Regions from separate parts of the Mus musculus genome. Here region 2 is linked to region 1. A link is a loop called in an ENCODE intact Hi-C map of the cell type or tissue named here. Cell type or tissue: heart. All regions are shown on one strand.

What was found. Hi-C counts contacts between places; a loop is a spot of excess contacts. Peaks named below come from ENCODE experiments on the same cell type or tissue, not always from the same donor. Only the 100,000 strongest peaks of a DNase experiment are listed, where the experiment ranks them.
Region 2: a loop joins it to region 1, with 4 times the contacts of the local background. A loop is called at or near these places in 24 of 42 quality-filtered maps.

Annotation. Positions count from the first base shown.
Region 1 is chr16:50,428,893-50,436,892 of GRCm38, reverse strand. It overlaps Bbx (bobby sox HMG box containing), which reads left to right and starts at 4,504. Exons shown (of 17, transcript NM_027444.3): 1 at 4,504-4,651; 2 at 7,912-7,983. In heart, CTCF peaks have their summits at 4,748 and 6,741; DNase peaks (open chromatin) are centred at 4,442, 5,252, 6,732, 6,972 and 2 weaker places; H3K4me3 peaks cover 4,253 bases; H3K27ac peaks cover 3,780 bases.
Region 2 is chr16:50,733,651-50,741,650 of GRCm38, reverse strand. No RefSeq gene overlaps it. Among named protein-coding and RNA genes, the nearest start is that of Dubr, 4.9 kb to the right of the region's middle. In heart, no CTCF peak of the experiment used is centred here; DNase peaks (open chromatin) are centred at 3,980 and 4,720; H3K4me3 peaks cover 1,778 bases; H3K27ac peaks cover 1,708 bases.

The DNA.
Region 1 (8,000 bases):
AATTATATTATATAAGTAGGCTACTAAATAGAAAGAAATAATAACATAAAACAATGATGTGGGAACATACTATCTTGCTATTTGTCTTATATATCTTATATGAATTTTAGTGAGTATGCCAGGTTATCTAAAATGGAAAATACTTTAGACAAGTAAACAATATGAAAATATAACTTCTGGTGACTATAATGTCAGTTCTGCTTATGATTTATATGTGTCTCTATCTTCTTTGTCACCTCCTTTTTTTTTTTTTCTGGATACTAAGCATTTTGATTTTTTATTTGATTTTATCTTCTAGCACGGGTGGCCTTTCTGAGTTCTTTTTCTTGTCTTGTTTCCCTGTACTTTAGATATTTGCTTTCACCTACATTTCTGGCACTGAGCTAGCTACCATTCTAGCTACTGCTGGAGAGCAAGATGTAAGGGAAAGGCCATCATTTTGCTCAAGGTCTCTGCCACTGGTTAAACACTCCCTTCAGTACATCAATATACAATCCTAAGAGAAATATCTGGATGCCTTTTAAGAGGGATACTGATAGAACCCCACAGAGGATCACAGGAGATTAGGGATTCCCAAGTGCTTGACTGAGCGATGCCCTAAGAGAGCAGGCTGTGTAGTTTTTCTTCTTACCGTGTATTTTGCTGGTTTTCTTTAGCGCTGTGAATGTCTGCACGGCTCCCAGGATAAGATCTTTAATTCTTTGTCCCTTTACATTGGCTTGAAGGGAAGTGGTATGATCTCCATGCCCTTACGCATACCTTCCACTTACATACGTAGGTGTATTATACAGAACAGACGTGAATCTCAGAGAGGTCAAGTACGTGCCATAAATTGATGTCTAAGGCGCTGTAACTTTCTCAAGTTGGTTTGTATCAAAAAGCATGATCAATAAACTTGCTTTTTTAGGCGCCATTATGTCCAACTGATTGCTTTATTCTGGGCTGAGGCTGATATCTTTTTTTCATTTTATTTATTTATTTTTATTATTATTATTTTTGGGACCAGGTCTCACTATGTAAATTAGGCTACCCTTAAACTTCTCCACTTTTGCTAGGATACAGACACACACTATCATGCCTAGTCGCTGCTGTGTCTTGAGATGCTGGAATCCTTTGAGAATGGTATAAAAGGCAATCACAAACAATGGGTACATAAGCTGCAACAAGATCTCTAAACTCCGTTGGTATGATAGTTAAGCTTTACAGAACTGGGCCACGCATCTGCCATTGACTTGTATGTGAAAAAGATAAATAAAAATAACACTGATTGACTGTTTAATTATTATATATATATATTTCCCCTTGTTTAAAAAAATGGGGATAATAAGAGCAATTAAAATTATATATATATCATATATGACACATTTAAATTTTAATTACACTTATTATTCCCATTTTATAGACAAGGAAAGTAATTTCTAGGGTGATTAAGTATTTTTTCTAAGGCTGCTGAGAGGTAACATCAGGATTTGAATTAGGATTGTAAAAGGAAACAAAATAGAAAAAATTACTTATGTATTTAGATAACTGACACACATCTATATACTCACATCTGCACATACTTAAAATGAACTTTCTAGAGGGACTGGCACAGAGAACCTATTCAACAAATGTCACGAAGAAGAATATTGAATAGACCTATAGAACAAAATGATGCTCATACAAATGAAACATTAATGCACAATTTATTTATTTGTTTGTTTATTTATTTATTTTTCAGGACAGGCTTTCTCTTCATAGGCCAGGCTGGCCATGAACTCACAGAGATCCACCTGCCTCTGCCTTCCAAGTACAGGGAGTAAAGGCGTGCAAGTATAATTATTGCTGTTCTACAGGCTGTGAGTTCCCAACGATTTTCCGTTAAGAAATGACTTGTAAGAGACTTCAGTCCATGCTCCATGCTCCCTGTGCTCTCACGTCCCAGTCAGGCCAGTCAGCTCCTCTCACTGTCAGAGACCGCTAAATTAGAACGCAAAAGCCTGGAGGGTACGAATAGACGCCCATATCCACGTGGACTATGGAATAAATTAACATTCAAATTTTACTTTTTATTCAGCGCATGACTTCATTTTTTATGACCATGTGCTTTATAAATTATAAATAATTTATTTATACTGGTATATTTTAATGTACAGATAAATATACAAATGTTAACGTAGTCTACACGTAGGCTCTTACTGACAGTGCTGTGTAATGTGTGTTGGGTACTGTAACTTTATATGATTCATTTATGTTAAATGTATTCAACAAAAACGTAATCATAAAAATAAAGTATGTCTTCCTGGAAGTTGGAAGTTGGAAGTAAAAGTGAGGAGTGGGCTAGCCTTCCCTAAATTTTATTTTATATAGTATGCTAAAAGTAAGTCGTAACGCTTCACCCAGCAATTAAATATATCAACTTTTGCTGATTTTTAACTCTTCAAAAAGAAGCACCTCAAAACCCTCCAGAAATGTTTCCTCTGTCTGCCTTGTGTCTGTGAAAGTTGTCATTTCAAAAACAGGGCCTTCCAGCTGCTCAAAACCTAGGAAATGTCCGGGGCTTCATTTTCTCACCACTGACATCTGTGCCTACCTGGTTTGTCCCTGCCTCCTTTCTCATATAGCAAGACAGAGATAGGAGTTAGCGCAGACTTCAGACCAGTGTACTGTGGATAAGGAATACTTGTTTCTTTCTGTCAGTTGCATGCAGAGGGATATGATAGGACTTTCAGTATTATCACTTGGAATACCCGTGGTTTAGAGGATTTTTTTCTTTAAAATTTATTTTCTTTTAAAAATAAACAGAATACCACACCTCTAAACAGTACTTCACTTTCTAAACTTCATAAACTTCTTTTTCTTTAGGTTTCTTTTTCTACTCTTATGCAAGCACACATGTTCACTTAATTTATTTATGACTATGAAAAAAATATCTTAGGAACGAATCAAGGAAATAAAACAGCTGGGACAGATGTGGTGGTGCACACCTTTAATTCCAGCACTCAGGAAATAGAGGCAGTGGGGTCTCTGTGAGTTTAAAGACAGCCTGATATATCTAGTGATTTCCAGGCTAGGCAAGGCCACTCAGTCAAACCTTGCCTCAAAAAACAAAAACAAAACCACCCCCCCCCCCAAACAAACAAACACACAAACAAAAAGTCCAAAACCCAAAACCAGAACAGAAAGGTTTTCTTACTCGGTTTACTTTTAAAATTTAGGCTATCAGTTAGACTATAAAAATCATACTATTTAATCTTCAAAACTGTTTGTATTTAAGATTCTTGAAAATTTTGGATCCTGGTCAGAAGGAACTCCAGGAAAACATCTGGGACCTAGAATAGTCCCAGTGAGTTGTAGATGCTGAATAACCATTTAATGAAGGCAATCTTGGGAAAGCTTATTTTAATCTTTAAATAAAAACTAAAATCAACTCTAAGAATGAAGGAGACTAAAAGAACTCATATGCTCAAAAGATTGCTCAACTAGTTAAAAACTTGTGTGTGCATTTTATTCTGTTTTAATTCCTAGGTTCGGTTCTTTCTAAGTATCCCTTTGACTTGTTTATATCAAACTGTTAACAAGATCTGCCAAAGATACAGCATAGTAAAAATATCATTAAAACTAGATCTCGCTTTCATTGTCTCTAGAAATCACCCACCATAGAGTAGTCATATACAGCGGGAAATACATAAAACAAAGGATGTGTGTGCGTGTGCGTGTGCGCGCGCGCGCGCGCGCGTGTGTGTGTGTGTGTGTGTGTATTATAAATCTTGGCTATATTGAACCAAGAGGTCTATTTCTAAGGCAGACTGTCGATTGTCATTTTCCCACAAGGTGTGTAATTTCAGCACACCTTGTGTACCCATACAGGTGATTGCCCTCTGACTTTCAAGTGCACATTCGGCTACTTTAGCATAAGGTTTATCTTTGTTTCTGCCTGTTGTATTGATTTTTTTTCTTACTTTCTGAATTTGCTTGCTAACGAGGCAGTCACAATCTCAAAGCATTCTAGTCTTGATAAACTTATCTCGCACTATTTTGGCCTATGTGATGGCTAACCCATTGACAAAAGAAATCTAAGCTGATAAAAGCCTTTCTCGGCCACTTGTTAGCAGGCCGGGCTGTAAAATCATAACACAATGCTCGCCTCTTTCATGGGGCACCACAAGGCAGCGATCAAACCCATCCCTCCTCACTTCCATATCCAGTGGAGTTGTAGTTTATTACCATAACCCTCCCAAGTCAAAAGGACACCAGTTTCAAGCCTGGCAACTTGGTATAGAGAGGGCTTCCTTCCTGACCCCTACTCTGCTGGGCCTCACTACCTGTCTTCGCCCACTGTCTACAGGTCCCGAACATTAGAAAATAGAAAATGTGATGATCTTTGTGTGTCTCTGTGAAATGTGTGTATGTGTGCGTGTGTTTGGGTGTAACGCGCCTCCTGTTTGGCTGCGCCGCCCGTCCGTCACGGCGCGGGCCAATGGCAGGCTGCCTTATATAAAATGAGTGTTTTCAGTCTCTCCGGGTTGCATGTACTGTATGTGGAGCAGTGTACAGTGGAGCGGAGGCAGCGCGGCTCCGCAAGCTCCTCTCCACTTTCCCATAGAGAGCCCCTGACTGGCCGCTGAGGGCGAGCCACACACACGCCCTCGCGCCGCGGCGAGCCCGCGAGGTAGGCGCCCGCCATCCGCAGCCTTCGCAGGCGCTCTCCCGCACTTTCTGTTTTCCTACTCACTTGCGAGCCGCCGGGGCTGCAGCCCGAGGACTCCGCGGCAGGAGCGGCGGCAGCGGCGGCGGCAGCCGGTAGGGTGGACTTGAGGAAGGCGAGGGGAACCCGCGCGTCCGGAGCCCGAGCCGCCACCGGCCGGCGCCTCGCGGGCCACTTTCCCCTCAGCCAAAACTTTGGGTGGCGAGAGGTCGGGCCGAGGGTCGCGGCGGCCGCGCCGGCGGGCCCGGGCCGGGGGGCGCGCGGCGCTGCCCGGCGAGCGCGAGCTGGGGGCCGGGCTGGGGAGGAGTAGGCCAGCCGGTGCCAGGCTGCGTTTGCAGGCAGCACCTCTCGGCGCCCGGGCAGCGCCGCCCGAGGGGGCACGGAGCCGGGGCGCGGGGTTGAGCCGCCCGAGGAAAACAACAACGGAGCGGTCCCCTCACGCCGGCGGGCGGCTCGTGGCCGCCCCGGGAGCCCCAAACTTCAAGGAGGCGAAAGTACGTGGAGGAGCCCCGGGCAGGGCTCGGCTGCCGGGGGAGGTGGGGCCTGAGGAGCCCGGGGCAGGGGTGGAAGGTACGGGAAGGCTGCCCTCGGTGGGTCGGGGCTACATTTGGTGTGTGTGCGACGGTGACCGGGACCGGCAGCCCGGTTGCTCGTTCATCTGCAGAGTTAGGATTTGGGTGTTCCGGCCCCGAGATCGGTGTCCCCCTCACCCCCCACCCCCAGCCAAATGCGCGGCGAGTGGAGAAAGTGCTGTTCCAGTGCCAGAGTAGCCTGGAGGAAGAACAGGGGAGAGGGGAAGAAGGCGAAGAAGGCGAGAGAGGGAGAGGAGGGGAGGGGAGGGAAAGGGGAGAGGGAGGGGAAGAGAGAGAGAGAGAGAGAGAGAGAGAGAGAGAGAGAGAGAGAGAGAGAGAGAGAGAGAGAGAGAGAAACGGGAGGGAAGAGAGGAGGGGGGAGAGGACGAGGGAGGCTGTGTCAGGATTTTGCTTGAATGTGGGATTATGTTGTGTCAATAAGTTTAAGGTGGAGAGAGCGAGGCTGGGGGTGGTGGCGGTGGAGGGGAGGAGGAAGGCCTTGGCTGGTTAAAGACTCATTCTGAAGGTAAGTTATGGCATTGCACGGTCGCGATGACAGAAAACTTGCAGATCCTTTATCCGGGGATGGGGTCGATGCCTCTAGAAAGAGCTCCCCAACCCTCGGAAGCCACGCTCGTGTTACACTGTTATTTTCTGCGATCCGGGTCGCTAGTAAATTACAGAAATCAGACTGGAGGCTTCTTTCCCTCCTCCACCTCGAATCGCTCGCTCACCCTCAGAAATGTATTATTATTATTATTATTTTAAAATTTATTTTGGGGAGATCGCATGAAACTTAACGTAACTGAGACCGAACCGGATTCTTGTAATTTACAAGGACCCCGAATCCAGGAATCTGGAACACGTTTATGTGTGAAATACCCGCGATCATTTCTGCTAAATGAGGAAGGTAAAACGAAACGATGCAAAAAGCTAAGACACAACATGTACGACAGAGGAGGGGGGGGGGAGAGGGAGAGACACAGAGACAAGCTATTTTTTGCTTTCCTTTCTACAGAAAGGAAAATAAAGCGTGCATTCCCCTTCCTTCCCAGTGTGTAGGGTCTAGTCAATATTTTAACTGTCTGAGGACAAATTAGCCCAGGTGGATCTTGTTGAAAAGTTTCTCGAGGTGGGGTGGAGGTGGGGGGGGGAGGTAGCTGGAGGGGGAGGTGGGTGGAGGTGGTGGGGGATGGGGACCGAGCTAGCTCTGCCTCGGCTAATGGTCATTGGCCTGGGGCTTTGAAACCATTGCCTGTCCTGCTAATGACACGTCCAGTTCTCGTCTACCGGCCGTGGACGCCGGGCTGCTGTTCCTGGGGCTGGCTGGCGGGGACTGGGGTACTTTCCCTGCACGAGGAGGGGCGCTCTCGGCCATCCCTTGGGGCTGCCCACTCGCGGCGTGGGTTCCCCACGCGCGTCCTCTCCCCTGCGCGCCGCCGCCACCTCTGCTCGCGCGACTTTTGTAGCCAGTCTACGGCCAGGGGGCGCGGGGGTCCCCGCAGCGGACATCTCCGGGCGGCCACCCGGCACCCGGCCCCACGCGCGCCACGCCGCGCGGTCCAAGGCTGGAATGGCAGCGCGGGGCCGGGCGGCGGCGGTGCCTCCCTGGGGGGCGGCAGAGGCAGCGGCGGCGGGATCTTCGCCGGGGCCCGCGGGAGGAGGAGGAGGAGGAGGAACGGGAGGAGGAGGAACGGGAGAAGGAGGAGGGGAAGGAGGAGGAAGAGGAGGCGAAGGAGGCGTTTTTTCCCCCCAGACCGCCGCCAGTTCGAGCGGGCACGGGCACAGGGACACCCCACTCGTTGCTCCTACGTTCTGGAAAGGTGTTTAGAAGACTTTTACGCCCGGAGTGTAGGGTTTGCACTTCATTTTTTTCCTTCCCCCTCTTCCCCAAAGCAAGATGGACTCTATTGCCTTTCTCTTTCTCCCTCTACCTCTGCCTCTGTCTTGTCAGCCTTAAAGATCGACATTTTGTACTAAGATGCAAAGTTGATGGTGACCAGCAACAAAGCCTGGGTGGGCTCCCGGGATCCCTCCCTCTCTCCTTCTCCCTCGGCGTTTCCTAGCCTCCCCCACCCCGACCTCGCCGACCTGGTGGCCTGAGCTTGCTGTCGTGGGCTGTGGAGAATTTGTTTCCCCAGGTCGACTCCGATCTCCGTCTCAGAATTGTGACCCAGCCAGGCTGTTGGGAGCTGGCTGTGGCCGCCCAGGTCTGCAGCGCTGAGGGCTGCGATACCTGGACCCGCTGCTACGGTTGCTCCTCCAGGCTGCCTGGCTCTTGGGCAGAGGGAGGCACGGAGTGCCTATCGATCTTTACCGATTTGGTTACCGGTGTATTTGCCCAGGGGGTGGTGATCACTTGTGCAAGTTGATGAATGATCGTGGTGTGGGCTTTGCTGTTCAGAACAGATCAACTTTCTGCTTTGTACAGACAGAGTAGGAAGCAAGGTTCTGGGCAGACCCAGGAATGCCAGCTGGGCTGCCCCCACCCCCTTTGAATAATCAAAGATGCTTTCCCTTACTGCCCTTGCTGCTCTTTCGTGGAGGAGGGTGGAGACAGGCAAGGGGTTGGTATGGAGCTGTGCCCTTCCCTCATTGAACTCTTGGAAAGCCTTCCCATTCTGATGATGTGCTTTTATTTGCTACCTATAGGTCACTATCGTCTGACAAAGGCTTTGCTGCAGTTCATCTTCCTTCCTGTGTGCCTCCCATTTACCTTCCAGGGTAAGTATGCACACTCC
Region 2 (8,000 bases), 300 kb before region 1:
GCACTGGAGGAATTGAGAGTTCTACATTTTTTTCCTAGGGCAAGTGAGAAGATTGGCTTCCAGGCAGCTAAGATAAGGGTCTCAAGGCCCATGCCCACAATGACACACTTCCTCCAACAAGGCCACATCTATTCCAACGAGAACATATCTCCTAGTAGTGCCACTCCCTGAGCCAAGCATATTCAAACTACCACAGCTGTATATGCCGCAGTTACGTGTAAAATATGAAGCAGCCATTTGCATATGCATTAGTAATCCTTATTCAAGACAAGAGTGAGTTGTTGTGCTTATAACCTTGCAAAAGTGTTTACCGGATGCTGACTATACCAGGTACGCCTAGCAGACACTTAAACCATTTAACAAGGTGGGTGCTAACACCACATGAATGAAGCCTGCTGTGGCCTTCTTGGTGTTTGAGCATCTCTCAAAGCCCCTTATGCAAAGGCTTGGTTCTCATGGTGTGATACTTGGAGAGGCTATATAAAGGCTATATAAGATGTGGGACTTATGTCCTTAAGTTATGCTTGGGCATGCTCTGGAAAGGGCTTGTGGGATGTTGTAAGATCTTAGGTTCTCTCTCTTTCTCTCTCTCTCTCTCTCTCTCTCTCTCTCTCTCTCTCTCTCTCTCTCTCTCTCTCCTATCTTCCCTCCTTCTCTCCATCTCTCTTCTTCCATCCAGTTGAAGATGCGAGGGCTCCTGCCATCAGTAGTTGCTCACAGAGGCCGAAACAATGGAGTCACTTGAGCTTGTACTTTCAACCTCTCCAACTGTGAGTTTAATAAATGTTTTTTAGTGGGATACGTTGGATTTGCTGTAGAGATGCAAAGACTCACCCAGATTCAGGGCCACTGCTAGCCACGCAGGCCCTTTGTCCAGATCATAAAGCAAGGAACATCTCCCTCAAGACATTCCACTTCCATCAGCCATAAAAATACACAAACACATTTTATCAAAGCAAGTGATGGTTTGTATATGCTTGCCCTAGAGAGTGACACTATTAGGAGGTGTGGCCTTGTTGGAGTGGGTGTGTCACTGTGGGCGTGGGCTTTAATACCCTATTCCTAGCTGCCTGGAAGCTAGTTTTCTCTTAAAGGCCTGCTGATGAAGATGTAGACCTCTCAGTTCCTCCTCCACCATGCATGCCTGGATGCTGCCATGCTCCTGCCTTGATGATACTGAACTGAATCTCTGAACCTGTCATCCAGCCCCAATTAGATGTTGTCTTTATAGGAGTTGCCTTGGTCATGGTGTCTGTTCACAGTAGTAAAACCCTAACTAAGACAGCAAGTAAATTAAATTCACTATCCATGAAGTTATCTGAGTAAATAAATAAATTTATGATGCCTAAGATATTTAGACACTTTATTTGTGCTTCTCTTTGCAATGCTCAACCTACCTTACTGTGTGATATATATACAATCTGTATTTGCTTTTAGCTGAAAGGAGAATGGTCAGGAATTCTCATGAACTGGAGAACCTTCTGACTACAAAAGGTGCTGTGTGATGTGAACACTGGTTTACCCTTAAACCATGCATAAAGTACAGTTATGTGGACAAAATCCTGGTGAAGTTAGAGTGATTGACGAGTGTTTCAAGGCTGTGAAGAACTTCACAGAGGGCCCATCCTCAGCTGCCCGTGGCTTCGTTCTTTTACCAGGTGACCTGAAAGACAACCTTAAGATTAGTATAAAATATGTTTTCTCAAAATTATCCACCACTCGTTGGAGTCTGGGTATGTAACTATCACCAAAGAAATAACTGGAATCACATCGCATTCTTGCATGAAGCTGCTTGGATCAGCATTCAGTCAAATTTTGGAAGAAACATCCTACAAAACAATAGGGGGACATTTCTATTTTCCATTCTGTTTATTTGTTTGTTTTTATTGCAGTGCTGGGGATAAAACCCAAGGCCTTGTGTACATAGGGCACAGTGTCAATCATTGAGCTACCTCCCAGATCAATGGAAGTTTTTAAATATGTTCAAGAATTTCATAAATGTATATAACATGACTTGACCGTATCCATATCTTATGACTCAGTCCCTGCTCCCCCTAGACTCCTCCACACCAAACACCCTCCCCACTTCACGTCTTCTTGGTTTGGTTTTTTTTTTTTTAATAAACTATTGAGTCAAAAGGGATAATCATACCTTCAAACATAGGGAACTGACGAACAGTCCCACCCTGAAGGCGGCTCTTCCCTTCCCCAAGCTGCTATCAACTGCCAATAGCCCCTCAGCCAGAGGAGAAATCAGAATGTTTTTAGTTTTGAGAGAGCCTTCCATGTAGCCCCAGCTGCCATGCATATCACTATACAGACTACATAAGTAATTTTTTTTTATTTTTTATGTCTATGTGCATTGGTGTCTGGTCTGCAGGCATGTCTGTGTGAGGGAGTCAGATTCCACTGGAACATAAGTTACAGTTTCGAGCTGTCGAGTGGGAACTGGGAATTGAACACAGATCCTCTCGAAGAGCAGCCAGCGATCTTAACCACTGGGCCATCTCTCCAGCCCATGCTGTTTCTTGCTTTTAGGAGAAGAGTTGCTTTGTCACAAGAGGGGACAGGCTAATGTGCAATATGTCCCTAACAGGCAAAGAGCATCTTTCTGTCCTTGGGAGGAGCAGAGCCTGTGAGTGTGAGGCTCTGCTCACCCACTCCTGCCCCTTGTACCTCTTGTAGCAGGCTGCTGAGGACACAGACAAGCAAACCCGGACTGTAACTCACCTTCATTCCAGTCGGCAGCATTAATGTCAAGAGAAAATTGAGCAATAGAAACCCAGGCAAAGTACGAAAGGCCCAATCACAGAGACCTGATCTGTTCTGCAAGTGAGATTTCCTGGAACTTGAGCAAATGCAACTCACAGTCGTACGCGTGAGCTTTAAAGTTAGCTTTGAACCTAATCCAGTGGTCATAAGGACTCACAGTAAATATGAAATAGACGTGACATGATTAACAGATGACCCTTCCAGTTACAAATGAGCTCTGGGTGATAAGCACACCTCTGCATCAATTATAAAAATCAGTCTCTCGGATACAAATTACTTTTAAACACCTAGAACCCTGGAACAAATTGAATTGAGAGGGGATGCTATTTAAAAGTAAGCATCATAAAGATGATTTTGAAAATATTTTCTGGAGCAGGAGACATGGTTCAGTGGTTAAGACTGCCTATTGCTCTTGCAGAGACCCGGGTTCAATTTGCAATACCTACACAGAGATTCACAACTATCCAGTCAGACCCTGCTCTTCATGAGCTTCTGTATGTATATGGTGCACATAAACACATTGAAGCATATGTGCACATAATTAAATGATATTTGACATGTATGGGCACTGTGCATGCATACCTATGCATGGATGTTATTCAATGACAGAGTTCCAGCATCGTCAGCATGTGAGTCCCTGAACCTCAGAAGGAAAAAAAAATATAAAACTTTAACTGGAGTACATCCTGTAGGGTGCTTAGAGAGAAGATTTGTGGCTCACCAACTTATAGAAATTTATGGACCATTGAATGCTTACAGTTTTTCTTTTTCCTTTTTTTAAAAAAAGATATACAATTTACATATGCAATTTACAAATTAAGTAAGACAGTTAATTGGTAACAACTTGGGTTATAAACAGCCCCCAAAGACAGAAGAGAGTGCCAGAAAACTGTGAACTTAGCACAGTAAAACAATGGTAAACTGGTATTTATTCAAGAATCCTAAGTGTAAGCTCTCTTTTGAACATGGGCTTCACTGTCATCAGGCCTGTGGAAAGGAGTCAAACTTGTAATTTCCCACACCGAGCCTTCCTCAGGTACCCTACACTGATGTAATAAGGATGTGAATAGGCAGAAGGCGGAAGAATTGGCTCTAACCATGTGACTCACAGAGAAAGACAGTGAGCTGGCTCAAATGCTGAGTAAGGCTCTAGCATCCGCAGAGCCTCAGGCCACTTGGCGGATCCTGGTACCTGCTGCTTCAGCCTACTGGGTGCTGGTTTGCAGGAACCCACACAAGTCAGGGCGTGGAAGCCTGGAACTGATAACACCCAACACCTAAGCTCGCTCAGGTCCTCGCAGTTGCTCCTGGCTGACATCCAAGAAAGAGACCCTGACCTGTTTGGATGTCTAAGAACCACTCAGGAAATGAGATCCATGGGTTGTGTGCCGGGGACCTGCCGTAGAGGCCCCAATCCAAATCCTAATCGCTTTGAGAAACATCTGTAACCAAATCCAGCAGCAAAACCGAACCTCACAAAGGACCCACCCAGGTTCCTCCATGAAGTGTGCTTCTGCTCGAGCACCTAGGGGAAGGCGACAGGGTTTTATGGGACTGACTGCCTTGACCTTGCTGCGTGGACATCGCCGTCGCCTACTCCTTTTGTACTTCTATTGCCTCCGCCTTAGTTTTTAATCTCCTGGTTGTTTTTACGTTACCTTACTGACCTTGTGTTTTGCTTCCCTCACAAACTTGAAAGGGGAACTGAACTCATAAGAAAAACGAAACAAAACCCAAAACGAAAAGCGCCCCCAAACAAGACAGAAACTCTAATCGTTTCTTTTATTCGGAGTCTCTGAACCGGTCTGTTCAAATCTTCATTAACTTTTCTGAGAGCGAGCAGGAAACACGCAGTGTTTCCTTACTGGAGAAGGTTTCGTGGCTGGAGTCAATGCTGCCGCATGACCAGCAGGGGGCAGTAGCACACTAAGAATGCAGGAACCGTCCCAGGCTGTGCGGAACACTGTTGAAGGGTTTGCGCTGGTCTGTGTAAGAGCGATGAGCTCAGCTCCGATGAAGTCTTTTGTTTTGTGTCCTATTTTACAATGCACGGTTCAGTTTTCCATATGAATTGTGACTTAGGCAGACTTCACTGTGACAGCTGGGCTCAAGAAAATGAGACGTAAAGAGGAAAATGGAAAAGGGAAAGAGGAAGTTCAAGTGTTTCAAATAAACTACGTAGAGAAGGCAGAAGTAATTCCCCCGTAGAGATACAAAGTTTGTCCCTTCGCTGTTACCATCCTTAATTCTGCCCTTCCGTTTACAAATTAAACTCATCCTTGCTTTCTCTCTTTTCCTGCTACTTTCTTTGCCATACAGTTTTCTGTTTTGTTTGTTAAGGATTTGTGCTTTTAAAAGATAAAGCTAGTTTAAACCAAATGGCTTCAAAAGATCCTATCATTTCTGAATACAGAGAGTGGATGTTTTTGTGCCTTTTGAATACTCGTTAGTCATTAATGTGTATGTTGCAACAACAAAAATGTCCCCTGTAGCCGTAAAGCTTTGGATAAACAGCCCAAAGCTATCGCTGAGATCTTTATCTGAGGACCTGGAGGTAGAATACGAAGTTCACATTGAAACATCAGAGACCTGAAGATCATTATAGTCAAGGATCATTGGGGTTTGGAAGGGTAAAAGGTGATCAGGCATCCAAGCATGGGGATTCTGCTGCTGCCGGGCCTCAGCCCACGCTGTTCCAGGAACATTCTTGCCTCATTTATCCAAAACACTCGTTCCTTCACCAATCTGAAGTGTTTGTGCAAAAATCACATTCTGGGTGGCTTTTCCCAACCACTTCTGTAAAGGGATGGTCAACTCTCTCCGTAGTCTTTCTTATATGAATCTTGGTCCACTTTTCTCAACAATAATGGCTATTAAATGTCACATTAAACATTTAACATTAGACATTTAAATATTATAAATTAGACAACTGGGACAGAATCCATCAGTCAACTAATGTCTTCACTCTCTATAAAAGGGGAAAACTAGGGTTGATCCCAATAAAACCACCACCCTGCCACACATAAATAAAACCACCACCCTGCCACACCCAAAGACAACAACAAAAGTAAAAGTAAGTCAGGAATGATGAGAATTTCAGGAAAAAAAAAAAAAAAAAAGATGGATGACAGACAAAAAATAGCAAGAAAATGCTTATAAAAAAGAACAGAAATTTTCTTAAATAAAAAAAGAGAAACTTAGACCCCAAACCATCTAAATAAAGCACATCTTAAGAATTTTTCCATATGTTGTGTTTTGTGGTTAAAAGAAAGTTATGAAAAAGTATATAGCCCATAATCATAAAGAAAGAATTACAATTAATTTAGAGAAAAATTGAAATACATAAATAATAATAGTGTATAACACAATCTCTTAAACCAGCTGCAATTTAACAAAATTATTTATTAAAATTGCCTAGAATTTACATTCAGAGGCAAAAATAGGCATACCTTGATAAAGTACATGAAGAAACATAACATGAACAATATTTTTTAATTAATTATATTATAAAACCAGAAACCACAGCCATCAAAACGTAACTTAAAAAATCCTCTGACCTTGAAAATTTTATCTATTAAATCTCAATATCAATCTCAGTTGATTCTGAGAATTTCTAGAAAAAAAACCCCACAACAATAATCTTTAAGATCAGCTGAAGAATGTTCAGAATAAAAATGAGAGATCATCAATACAAACTAGGAACTGAAATAAATGCGTTTCAGTGGGAGAGGATATACCTGCAGTGACCTGAGGTGCCAGGGTACATTGATAAGAAAGGGAGACTCCCCCGCCCCACCCCACCCCCGCTCAGAGGGAAAGGTGAATGGGGAGGGGAGGGGTCATAAGAGAGGGGACTGGGAAGAGGGGTGATTGCAATCAGATGCAAAGTGAATAAATAAATGGTAAAAGAAATAAATAGCCAGGCATAGTGGCGCACACCTTTAATCCCAGCACTTGGGAGGCAGAGGCAGGCATATTTCTGAGTTCAAAGCCAGCCTGGTCTACAAAGTGAGTTCCAGACATCCAGGACTATACAGAGAAACCCTGTCTCAAAAAACAAAAAGCAAACAAACAAACAAAAAAAACAATAAATAAATAAGTTAATTATCCCACTCAAAAATATATTTAAAAACAATAGTTTTTTTCCCGCAGATTTATTTAATTTTATTTTTGACTAAGCAACATGAAACAAATCCTAATAGATTAACCACATTTGGCATTTTACTAGGGAAAGGCAAACCATCATACAATGCAGGATTCATCCTTTTCAGCCTGAAAGAGAGGAGGTGAGATAAAATATTGGGTAAGCAAATATACTATCATCTTTCACGTAGAAGATTACTGTTACCACAAATTGGCTTTTATTTTTCTCTCTTTAAAAAAATTACATATTTTCTAAATATTTTGTGGAAGAGTCAGAAGCCATGCCAAGCCAATGAGCATCCTGAAGCTCACAGGCTGCAGTCAGCTGGCTGCCTCAGAAGCTGTAAGGGCTCCCTGGGCAACGGTTGGTTTTCAGTCTGGAACAACACAGTGGGAACCACCCCGGAATAAGCCTGGGAGCTGACACGGGAGCTGATATCACCTCAGGAAGGAAGGACGCTCGCATGGAGACCCTTGGAGCTCTGTCAGGTAAGAAGAGCCAAGCAAGGGCAGTCTGAGCTTTAGTGGATAACGGCTACAATGACATAAAAGCAAGATGTTCTCCGATGACAAGCTCCTGAATCAGCAACAAATTAAACCTAACAGCAAGATATAAAATTACATACAGAAATTATGGTCGTCGTTTGGGGCAACAAGCACTCATGAGGAAGAAGAGATAGGATGAGGCTCTTTTACAGTGCAGATGCAAAAGGGACTACGCTATAAGCAAGACATGTAAGCATCCTATATGGAAAACACTAGAAAGTCTTGTTGAATGTCACAGAACTGGATTTTCAATAAAAGGAAAGATAAATTCCGTTCTCCAATGGGAAAGCACATCAAATTATTCTCCGTTTCTCCAAAAGTATTTTAATGAAGCTATATTCTATTGTTTATATGGGAAAAAATAATGTAAAAGCAAGCCGCAATGAGGCAGGCCTAAGCCCTTTCAGACATTGCAATACGCTGCACAGACTACAATTAAAAAGGATAAATTTCGAATATGACAATATCTAATCAATGTGGAAAAGAAAAATTATATAGATCAGGACTCATGTACAGTGTAGAAATTGACATAGGTGGTA